Regions from separate parts of the Mus musculus genome. Here region 2 is linked to region 1. A link is a loop called in an ENCODE intact Hi-C map of the cell type or tissue named here. Cell type or tissue: gastrocnemius. All regions are shown on one strand.

What was found. Peaks named below come from ENCODE experiments on the same cell type or tissue, not always from the same donor. Only the 100,000 strongest peaks of a DNase experiment are listed, where the experiment ranks them.
Region 2: a loop joins it to region 1, with 2.3 times the contacts of the local background. A loop is called at or near these places in 4 of 42 quality-filtered maps.

The regions. Positions count from the first base shown.
Region 1 is chr14:57,824,030-57,829,029 of GRCm38, forward strand. Ska3 (spindle and kinetochore associated complex subunit 3) reads right to left here and starts at 2,134. Exons shown (of 9, transcript NM_198605.3): 1 at 1,981-2,134. The coding sequence starts at 2,083. It overlaps Mrpl57 (mitochondrial ribosomal protein L57), which reads left to right and starts at 2,210. Exons shown (of 2, transcript NM_026401.2): 1 at 2,210-2,293; 2 at 2,480-4,716. The coding sequence starts at 2,488. The coding sequence ends at 2,796. In gastrocnemius, CTCF peaks have their summits at 2,607 and 3,507; DNase peaks (open chromatin) are centred at 2,180 and 2,573; H3K4me3 peaks cover 2,018 bases; H3K27ac peaks cover 1,626 bases.
Region 2 is chr14:57,874,706-57,879,705 of GRCm38, forward strand. It overlaps Zdhhc20 (zinc finger, DHHC domain containing 20), which reads right to left. Exons shown (of 13, transcript NM_029492.5): 2 at 3,728-3,754. Among named protein-coding and RNA genes, the nearest start is that of Zdhhc20, 13 kb to the right of the region's middle. In gastrocnemius, no CTCF peak of the experiment used is centred here; no DNase peak of the experiment used is centred here.

The DNA.
Region 1 (5,000 bases):
AAATTATCTCAAAGATAATGTATTAAGTTCATTTAGTGATTTAACACTATAGTCACTGTCTTAGGTTATCACTGCTGTGATGAAACACCACAATCAAAAGAAACTTGGGGAGAAAGGGTATGTATTTGGCTTATACTTCCACATCACTGCTCATCATCAATGGATGTCAGGCAGGAACTGATGCAGAGGCCATAAAAGGGTGCAGCTTATGAGCTCAACCTGTACGTATGGAACCATGGGCACCAGCCCAGGGATGGCACCACCCACATCACTCACTAATTAAGAGGATACTCTCCAGGCTTGTCTGCAGCCCAGCCTTATGAAGGCATTTTCTCAACTGAGGCTCCCCACTCTCAGACCATTCCAGCCTGTGCCAAATTGACATAAAATTAGTCAGAACAGTTTTGAAAGTGAAGACGCTGGCAATACTCCCTGTATTTTTTTTTTTTACTTATTAAAGAATTATTACAACATTTTCTTGTAAAACAAATAAACAAAAAGTAAATGAAGTTTGTGCAGAGGTAATGTTTTAGTGAGACTACAGACTAACAAACACTTGGTGAAAAGAACTTTTATACAGTTGAAATACTAATGAACTTTAGTATAGTATGCCGAATTAGCTCAACAACATAAACAAATAAAGCATATTTTAATTCCCTAAAATAAGAACAGTTACAAAAAAAAAGCTACAACAGTAAGTGATGTCTGTTACGAATTAAATAGAAAATACATATACTCTTTTTACTTTTCTGTATTTGAAATTTCCTACAGTACATGTTACTTTTATAGTCTCCAAAACATTTCCAAATGGAGAGTTAGTTATAAGTAAGAGGAATCTGTGTCTACGGGGTGCAATTTTTGCTTTGTTTCTGTTTTTCAAAACAGGGGTTTCCTGTATATCCCTGGATGTCCTGGAACTCGATTTGTAGATCAAGCTGGCCTCAAACTCAGAGATCTGCCAGCCTATGCCTTCTAGAGTGCTGGGATTAAAGGCAAGTGCCACTACATTCGACCTACTGGGTGCGAGACAGATTACATTTATGACATTTTATGATAATCTCAAAATCTGAACTACTTTTGCATCGATTTTTTTTCTTTTTTTTCTTTCTTTCTTTTTTTTTTTTTTTTTGGACAGGGTCTCACTAAGCCTGGTTGATTGGTCAGGTGCTAGCCTGGAACTCGCAAAAATCTACCTCCTTCAGCTTCTTGAGTGTTGGGATTCATGGCGGACGCCACTCCGTGACCTTGCAACTTTTTAAAAAAATCTCAGGCTGGGCTTGGTGGCGCACACCTTTAATCCCAGCACTCGGGAGGCAGAGGCAGGCGGATTTCCGAGTTCGAGGCCAGCCTGGTCTACAAAGTGAGGTCCAGGACAGCCAGGGCTACACAGAGAAACCCTGTCTCGAAAAAAAAAAAAAAGAAAAAAGAAAAAAGAAAAAAATCTCTAGTACAAGTTAGAAATGATGTTTAATTTTATTATTAAAAAATAAAACAAGAGGCGGGAGAGATGGCTCAGTGGCTAAGAATACTGGCTCCAATTCTGGAGGTCCTAAGTTCAATTCCCAGCAACTACAAGGTGGCTCACGACCATGTATAATGGGATCTGCTGCCCTTTTCTGTCGTGCCTGCATCCACGCAAATAGAGCATTCATATACATATATAAACAAATCTTAAAACAAACAAAAAAACAGCAGTGCCGAGTATTTGTACTTCAAATAGAGTGTTAGTGGAGAAAATGCAGATGCTTGCTTCAATAGGGGCCCATTCGAGTGAGACGAAATGACTTTACACGTACAGAAAACAGGGTTTTAGTGCGTCTTAATACAGTTGCCACTGGATGTTGTTAACAAACACCCAACCACCCGCTCGCCTGCGGCCACAAGGAGAATTTGTCCGCACAGTTTCCATCACAGATCAGCTACGCCCCTTGGACGACACCGCCCGCTGAGAACCGCACTCTCCCGCCCGCGCCCACTCACCGCTGTCCTCGCCGTCCAGCGCTCTCAGCAGCCGGGCCGTCTCGCTGTCCAGCGTGGTGGCCAGACCCCGCAGCTTACAGTGGAAACTCTGGATGGGGTTCATGCTGAGGGCCGCCGAGCCGACTGCTGACCTCCAGTCCCCTCGAACGAACGCGCTACACATTTGAATCCTGCGCAGGCGCAGAAGGCGTCTCTCGCGAGAGCGGAACTCTAGCATCAGGGCCCCAGAGAGACCGGAAGCAGCGCGCCGCCGCATCGGTCGGGGGACGCGGAGCGCCGAGGGGAGCGTGTCCCGGGCCGGTTGGTACGCGAGGTGGGTTTTCGGGGAGCCCCCACCCCCATATCCTGCAGTGTAGTCGGCTCCCGGCCACTCACTTCCGGCGAGAGGCCGAGCGTGCTCTGGATTCGGCCGCGGGATGTGGGCGCAAGCTTGGCACGCCGGTTGCTCGCTTCCCGGGTCCGGGGCTCAGCGACCGCGGCTTTCGTGTCATTTCCTCAGGAGGCACCATGTTCCTCACCGCTGTCCTCCTCCGCGGCCGCATTCCGGGCAGGCAGTGGATCGGGAAGCACCGGCGGCCGCGTACCGTGTCTTTCCAAGCGAAGGAGAGCATGATCCGTCGCCTGGAGGTGGAGGCCGAGAACCACTACTGGCTCAGCATGCCCTACATGACAGCAGAGCAGGAGTGCGGCCACGCCGCGGAGCGACGGGCCCAGGCTTTTGAAGCCATCAAGGCAGCGGCCACTTCCAAGTTCCCTAAGCATAGATACATTGCAGACCAGCTAGACCATCTCAACATCTCGAAGAAATGGTCCTAACCCTTCAAGATTATGGATACCGGACTGCTCTATCCTTACTTGGTCCTGGAGCTGAGAAAATGTAATTTATGTACCAGTGTGACCCCTTCGACCAGTATCTTATTAAAGCAAACATGATTGATTAATAGTTGTCTCATACGGAATACTTGGGACCCTACCTAGGCGTTTGTTTCACACCTGTAATCCCAACATTAAGAGGTGGAGGCAGGAAAATCTTTGCTGATGTAGTTAGTAAGACCTAGACTCAGAAGGCCAAAAGAGACTGTTTGAGGCTCCATATGTGCATAATCGGTCTATTTTCAGGGTTGTTTTTTATTTTTTCTGGCCTAAAGCTTGCAGCAGCCCTCCCTGTGCCTAGCTACTGGAATTACAGGCATGGTTCCCTGCCCTTCTGTAAAATGTGGGGTTTTTTTTTTTTTTGTTTGTCTCACTATATAGCCATAGAACTTGCTGTATAGGCTAGGCTGGCCTTGACCTCCGAGATCTACTGGCCTCTGCCTCCCAAGTGCTGTGACTAAAGGCAAGTGCCACCATACCTTGCACCTTTTAGATTTAAATGCTGTAAAACTACAAACTGATGAGTCTTAAGGCTGAGGTACTTGGCTAGAGCTTTGTTGTACAAGGGGTGTTTTCTTACTTTCTGTCTAGGATAGCCATTCTCAACCTGTTGGGCATGACCCCTTGTGGTGGTTGCAGAACCCTTTCATGAGGCTGAGTATCAGAGATTTGTATTATGATAACAGCAAAATTACAGTTGTGAAGTAACAATGAAAATAATGTTATGGTTGGAGTCACCACAACATGAGGAACTGTATTAAAGAGTGTAAGGGAGGTTGAGAACCACTGCTCTAGAATAGAGCCTGCCTTTGATTTCACAGCATTCTGTAAGTGGAAGTAGGATCTGAAGTGTTAGGTCAACTTCCATGCAAATTTGAGGCCAGCCTGAGATAGATGAGACCATTTCCCAAAAGAAGAGTGTTTTCTTTTAGAATTTGGATTCTGTGAGTGGACGTGTGAAGTAAAGATGTTTACTAGAACTGTTAACAGGAAAATTTCTGTTTGTTTGGTTTTTTGAGCTCGTCTATATTGCCCACCTTAGCCTGGAACTCCTAAATGGATACAAACAGTGCAATTTTTTTTTAAAGTTTGTTTAAAAACACCGTTTTTGGTTTTTTGTTTTTTTTTTTAATGTTGTTGGTTTGTTTTTCAAGACAGGTTTTCTCTGTGTGGCCCTAGATGTTGTCAGACTCACTCTGTAGACCAGGCTGGCCTCAAACTCATAGAGAACTGCCTTCCTCTTGCCTCTTAAGTGCTGGAATAAAGGTGTGTACCACCACCACCTGTGCACACAACTTTTTTGAGTAGGTCTGTGTAGGTTGTTGAACTTATGGACTGAATTGATCCTCCTGACCGAGTCTCCCGAGTTTCTGGGTCTACAGATGCAGAGCAACTTGGGATTTTTTTATTATTAATATATTTTTTTTGATTTTTCAAGACAGGGTTTCTCTGTATAGTATTATTTTTTTAATACAGATCTTACTGTATAGTCTTGGCCTCAAATTTAGATGGGCACCGATCTCTGTCTCCCTAGTGCTATATACTACCATACCCAATCCTTTTTAATCTTTTGAGTTGGTGATTTCATAAAGTTACCAAGAGAAAAAAGTACAAGTCCATTGTAACTATAACCAAGTAACATTTTTCCTCTAACCATATCAAAACCTAGAAATTGCTATACTCTGTAGAGCTTTGCATATGCACCCATGTTTATGTGTACAAGTCTACTTAGTTGTCATATAACCATGGTTCCATTGCTATAGCATCCTTCATTCTCTTTGTAGAAACCTGACTTCCCCACTATTGTTCATCTCTGTTTTTGGGAAGAAGGATCTGTAAGTAAAATAATTTATATTGGCTTTTTAAAAATGCATAATGTAATTTATTTCCTTTGCCATCCATTCTGGTGGTTACATTTTTCAACGATTTGAACTTCCTTTTTTTAAATGTGTAGCCCAGGCTGGCCTTGAAGTCAGTGATCCTCCTGCCTCTTCCCCTCAATTGCTGGGATTGTAAGTATGCACCACCATGCCTAGCAAACTTGCTTGTTGACTGCATTAGTGTATCATGGGCCTTTTTGTGAATCTATACAGATCCCATATTTCTATTACATGCACAATAATATAGATATGCCTGTTAACATCTAT
Region 2 (5,000 bases), 51 kb after region 1:
AAGTCAGGGCTCTTAACCACTGAGCCATCTCTCCAGCCCTGAGTTTGAATTCTTGAAGTTTTTTGACACGCTGGCCTTGAACTTACTATGTAGTCCAAGGTGGCCTGGAATTCATGACTCTCCTACCTCTGCTTCTACGTGAGGACAGCTAGAGTGTTAGTGCAACACATGTGTGCCTATAACTGGCCATTATTGTAACTTAAATGTTATTTTTTAATAACTTTTAAATTACTTAAAAGGACACATCGCTATGAACCAGGGGGAATTGGAAATAGAAAGTTAAAATGTTCTTTTGTTTTTTTGGGTTTTTTTTTGTTTTTGTTTTTGTTTTTTTGTTTGGTTTTTTTGAGACAGGGTTTCCCTGGCTGTCCTGGAACTCACTTTGTAGACCAGGCTGGCCTCGAACTCAGAAATCCACCTGCCTCTGCCTCCCCAGTGCTGGGACTAAAGGCGTGCGCCACCACGCCCAGATAATGTTTTTATTATCACCAAAAATAATGAAACTTGAATAACTCAATTTCTGTCTAGGTTAGAATCAACATAAGAAACGAAAAAGTTTCTACCATGAGTTTCTGCTCTAATCTTTCCCAAGGAGATTAGGGTCACATTTGACACATGGGACTCCAACTATCAACTCGCTGATATGGTATTAACCTTGTGTTGTGTTCTATAGTCTTTCTATTTGAAACAAGTAGAATTGGCTTTTATAAGAATCGAGAACCACGGACTAGGGATGAACTCTTTTTGGTGTGAAGTGTTCCATATATACACTCTGAAGATAAATTTGAACTTCCACTCATTTTTAAAGTCAGATTAAATGCCATTTCTTCCACAAAAGTCCTCTCCTTCCCCAGAGCTTACTTTTTACAGGCCACTCTTCTGTACTCACACTTGCTTAGACTTCAATTACAGCCCTCATTTCAAATAAGTCAGATACTTAAAAATGACAAATTCATAAATGCAAAACACTGGGCTGGAGAGATGTCTCAGTGGGTAAGAGCACCGACTGCTCTTCTGAAGTTCCTGAGTTCAAATCCCAGCAACCACATGGTGGCTCACAAACATCCATAATGAGATCTGACGCCCTCTTCTGGTGCATCTGAAGACAGCTACAGTGTAGTTAGATATAATAAATAAGTAAATTAATTAACTAATTAATCTTTAAAAAATAAAAAAGAAATGCAAAACCCCAATGTATCTACGTAACTAGGGTCTAGTTACATGAGTCACATCTGGCCTCAGCTCCTTTTCCTATGGAAAGCCTGAGCAGATGACATGCTTGCTTTCTAACCTTATGAGTGTGAACAAGGAGGCTTAGAAAATTCATTCTTACTTAATGTCACTTGTATGAAATCTTAAGGCCAGAATTGAAATTCACAACTGCTTGATAAAAATCTAAAGTCCTTCATTTATGTCTTCACTCCACCGAAATTATGTTTTCCTCCAGTTTTCCAGCCAGCATTTAACTAGTCATCTCTACTTCTGAACTAGGATTTGAATTCAAAATAGAACACAAATCACGGCTTCCTCTACATTTCAAATGCTCTTTCTTTTCTTTTCACTTCCACTAATATTGTTATCCATACTAAAAACTGGGGCTTCAGCAAGCTGCATTTCTCTGTGCTGATCATTCCTGCCAGGCCAAATCTCAGTCTACCCAGTGGGCTCAAAAAACACTGCTTCATTGTGTTTTCTTTGGGAATGAATTTGGGTCCTTCTCTTTCTCTTTCACCCCATATTCACTTCTGCCCACATCAAGCCAGCATTCTTCATCTACACACAACTATACAGCTGTAAGGCATACGATAACACCAAAGTCCTTTAAACTTAATTACTGACAACTAAGACTAACATAAACTGTTCAACTGTTAATTTTTTAACAAAATTAACTATGTACTACAAAGTAACTTCACCTTTCACATGACTAACATGTAGTAAAATGCATGATTACTTCAAAATCCTACAGAAACTTTTTACAGAAAGAGAACATCAATACACAGACACTAAGAACTCTCAGGGTGGTAGTGATTTGAAACTAGCTATATTTTGTCCCTCCAAGTGACCAAGTTTTACTCAACGACACTGGAAAGAATCCAGTGGCTTTTCTAGTGTGATCCACTGTGCTATGTCTCCAACAATTTGACTAGATTTGGAATGCTGTAATTTTTAAAACCTGAAGAAACAGCATTTGCTAAACAATTTCAAAGATAAACTGGTTAGCCACATCTTGAACAGTTCTAACATTTACTTTACATTTCCCTTAGGAAATTTCTACCGTCCATGAACACAAATCCCAGCAACCACATGGAGGCTCACAACCGTCTGCAATGAGATCTCACGCCCTCTTCTGGTGTGTCTGAAGACAGCTACAGTGTACTTATACACAATAAATACATAAATTGAGAAAAAAAAACCCTCAAGAATATCAATACATATGAGAACTTTGAAAAATAATGTCAAGGCTGAGCAGATGGTATATGCCTATGACACTGGCATGTGGAGACTCAGCTTTGTCTGTAACGTTACCATTTGAAGGCAAAGGCAGGTCGATCTCAAGTTCAAGACACAAAGCAAGTTCTGGGAAGCCTGAACTATACAAAAGACCCGGCCTTAAAATATACAAAGCAAAATCTTCAGAAATTCTCTGCATTTTGTATCTATACTATCAACATACATAAAATAATTATGAGTTGAAGACAGGACTACCAAGACCAAATCTATGGTTCTTCTATTGCTGAAAATTAGACTTAAGAGCAACTTTAAATAATCAGGCATGACTATTTCTGGTAATAAGAATAAATATTAAGCTGGGTGGTGCTGGTGCTGACCTGTAATCCCAGCACTGGGAAAGCAGAGGCAGGCAGATCTATAAGTTCCAAAACAGCCAGGACTACACAGAGAAACCTTGTTTTGAAAAACCAAAGAGAAAATAAAATAAATCAATGTTAATAAGTGTTAACTGTTCAGCTGTTTTAAAATCTTCTGGATTTTTGCATGTTAAAATCTAATTTATTTTTGAAAGTTTACTTCAATGATACTCCTAAAGTTTTCTTTAATGCTAGTGAAAGTCTTTTTAGAAAAGATCTTTCCCTCTAGGTGTTATTTGATTGGCCATTATAAACTTTTTTTTTTTTTTTTTTTTTGGTTTTTTGAGACAGGGTTTCTCTGTATAGCCCTGGCTGTCCTGGAACTCACTTTGTAGACTAGGCTGGCCTCGAACTCAGAAACCCGCCTGCCTCTGCCTCCCAAGTGCTGAGATTAAAGGCGTGCGCCACCACACCCGGCTTCATTATAAACTCTTTTATTCCCTTGATCTAATAATACAAATTTCAAGTCTGGTGATTTGGTTACGTATCTGTGACTAGTAATGTGCTATTTTAAACACACACATGAACAATGGAACCACTCGTAGCACTTAGGCATTATGAAAGCTCTCCCTCAACCCAGTGAAGACTGCGACTGGAGCTGAAACAGACAGTTCTGAAGAACACACAAGGCAAAAATGCACGCATTTACACAGAGTAAAGTACTAGGAGCCTTACAAAACCATGGCTATGCTAACCATTTAAGATACTGTATACCAGGAAGAAACAGAGTTCTCTCTCCTTTTAATTACTTTTAAGATAAGTATTCCCTTTTAGGAAAACAAAAACACTTTATTCACTACTAACTAAAAAGAACACGGCTACAACTGAAGTCCACTTGAAGTTAAGATGAAGAGTCTTACCTTTCTCTCCTGTTCTGGAAATAGTACCTAGAACAGAAGAAAAAATTAAAATAAACATACTTTACACATGAAGTTGATTTCAGGTTGAATATTTATCTTAATTTCATTTTCATAAACCTTTAACAATATAATTACTTAAAATTTTTAGACCTCTTTAAACTTCAGGTGTGTTGACAGAGCTCTTTAGTGCTTTCCTTCATCTTACAGCAAAACAGGACTATTCTCTTTATTAGACTACAGCACACCTTACCAACCTCTGTCTAAAAACTGTGTTCAACATAAGTTTCTTGGAGCCTGGAAGATGATTCAGTTGGTAAAGCACTGGCTGCAAATATGCAGGGATATGTGCTTAATCCCCAGCATCAGCGTGCTGGAGGTGAGCACGTGCAGTCTAATTCTGAGTCTATGGTTACAGCAGATCCCTGGGTGGCCAGGCAACCTAGCCTAATCAGTGGTATTTGCGATGGGGTAGGGTGTGTGTGTGTAATAAGTAGACACAGCTGGACATGGTTGGATGGGAAGAAAGGACATAATATAAACAAAGTTGGACAGTTCCTGAGAGAAGACAGCCAAGAGTGACTTCTGACCTACACACACATGTACAAATCTCCTTTTAACTGATGCACAGTGATCATACCTATTTAGGAAAAGAGTATATGATGTATGAATGGATCTAAGAGATGGAAATTACAGAAAGCCACAATTGGTCAAGATGCAGAGAAGAACTAACCATGGAGTGCTCGTCCTTTAATACATAACACAACTCTACAGCTAAGGCTCAGAGCACATTTCAGAAGAGGGAGAAGTTAGTTAGACTGTTAGAGCTAAAGGACCAGATACAATAACAAACTCTTATGCAAATCAGAATTCACATCATCACTGCTGATGACACACAGAGCTGAGTCAAAAATCTCCTGGAACAAATGGATAATGAGGCAGGCAAACCCAGGTTATTTAGCCTAGGAGTGTACTTGGTTTGGGTTATGTACAACATTTTGTAATAATGCACTTTGCAGCCTAGTTCCTTCACCTGTGCATTCCTCTCCTAAAAGTACACCTAGCAATCACTGACCCTCCCCACATTCAAACTAAACAAACTTAGTTTCTATTCAAATGTATTCCTAATATATCTAAGTAAGAATAACTGAAGAGCCAGTCTGGACTGAACTGGTCTGGGTACATGCTATGACCCCTAGGGCAATCCACCATTTACTATCTTATTGCTTATCTAACATTAGGTATGAATACAACTAAAATCTCAGATGTATTATGG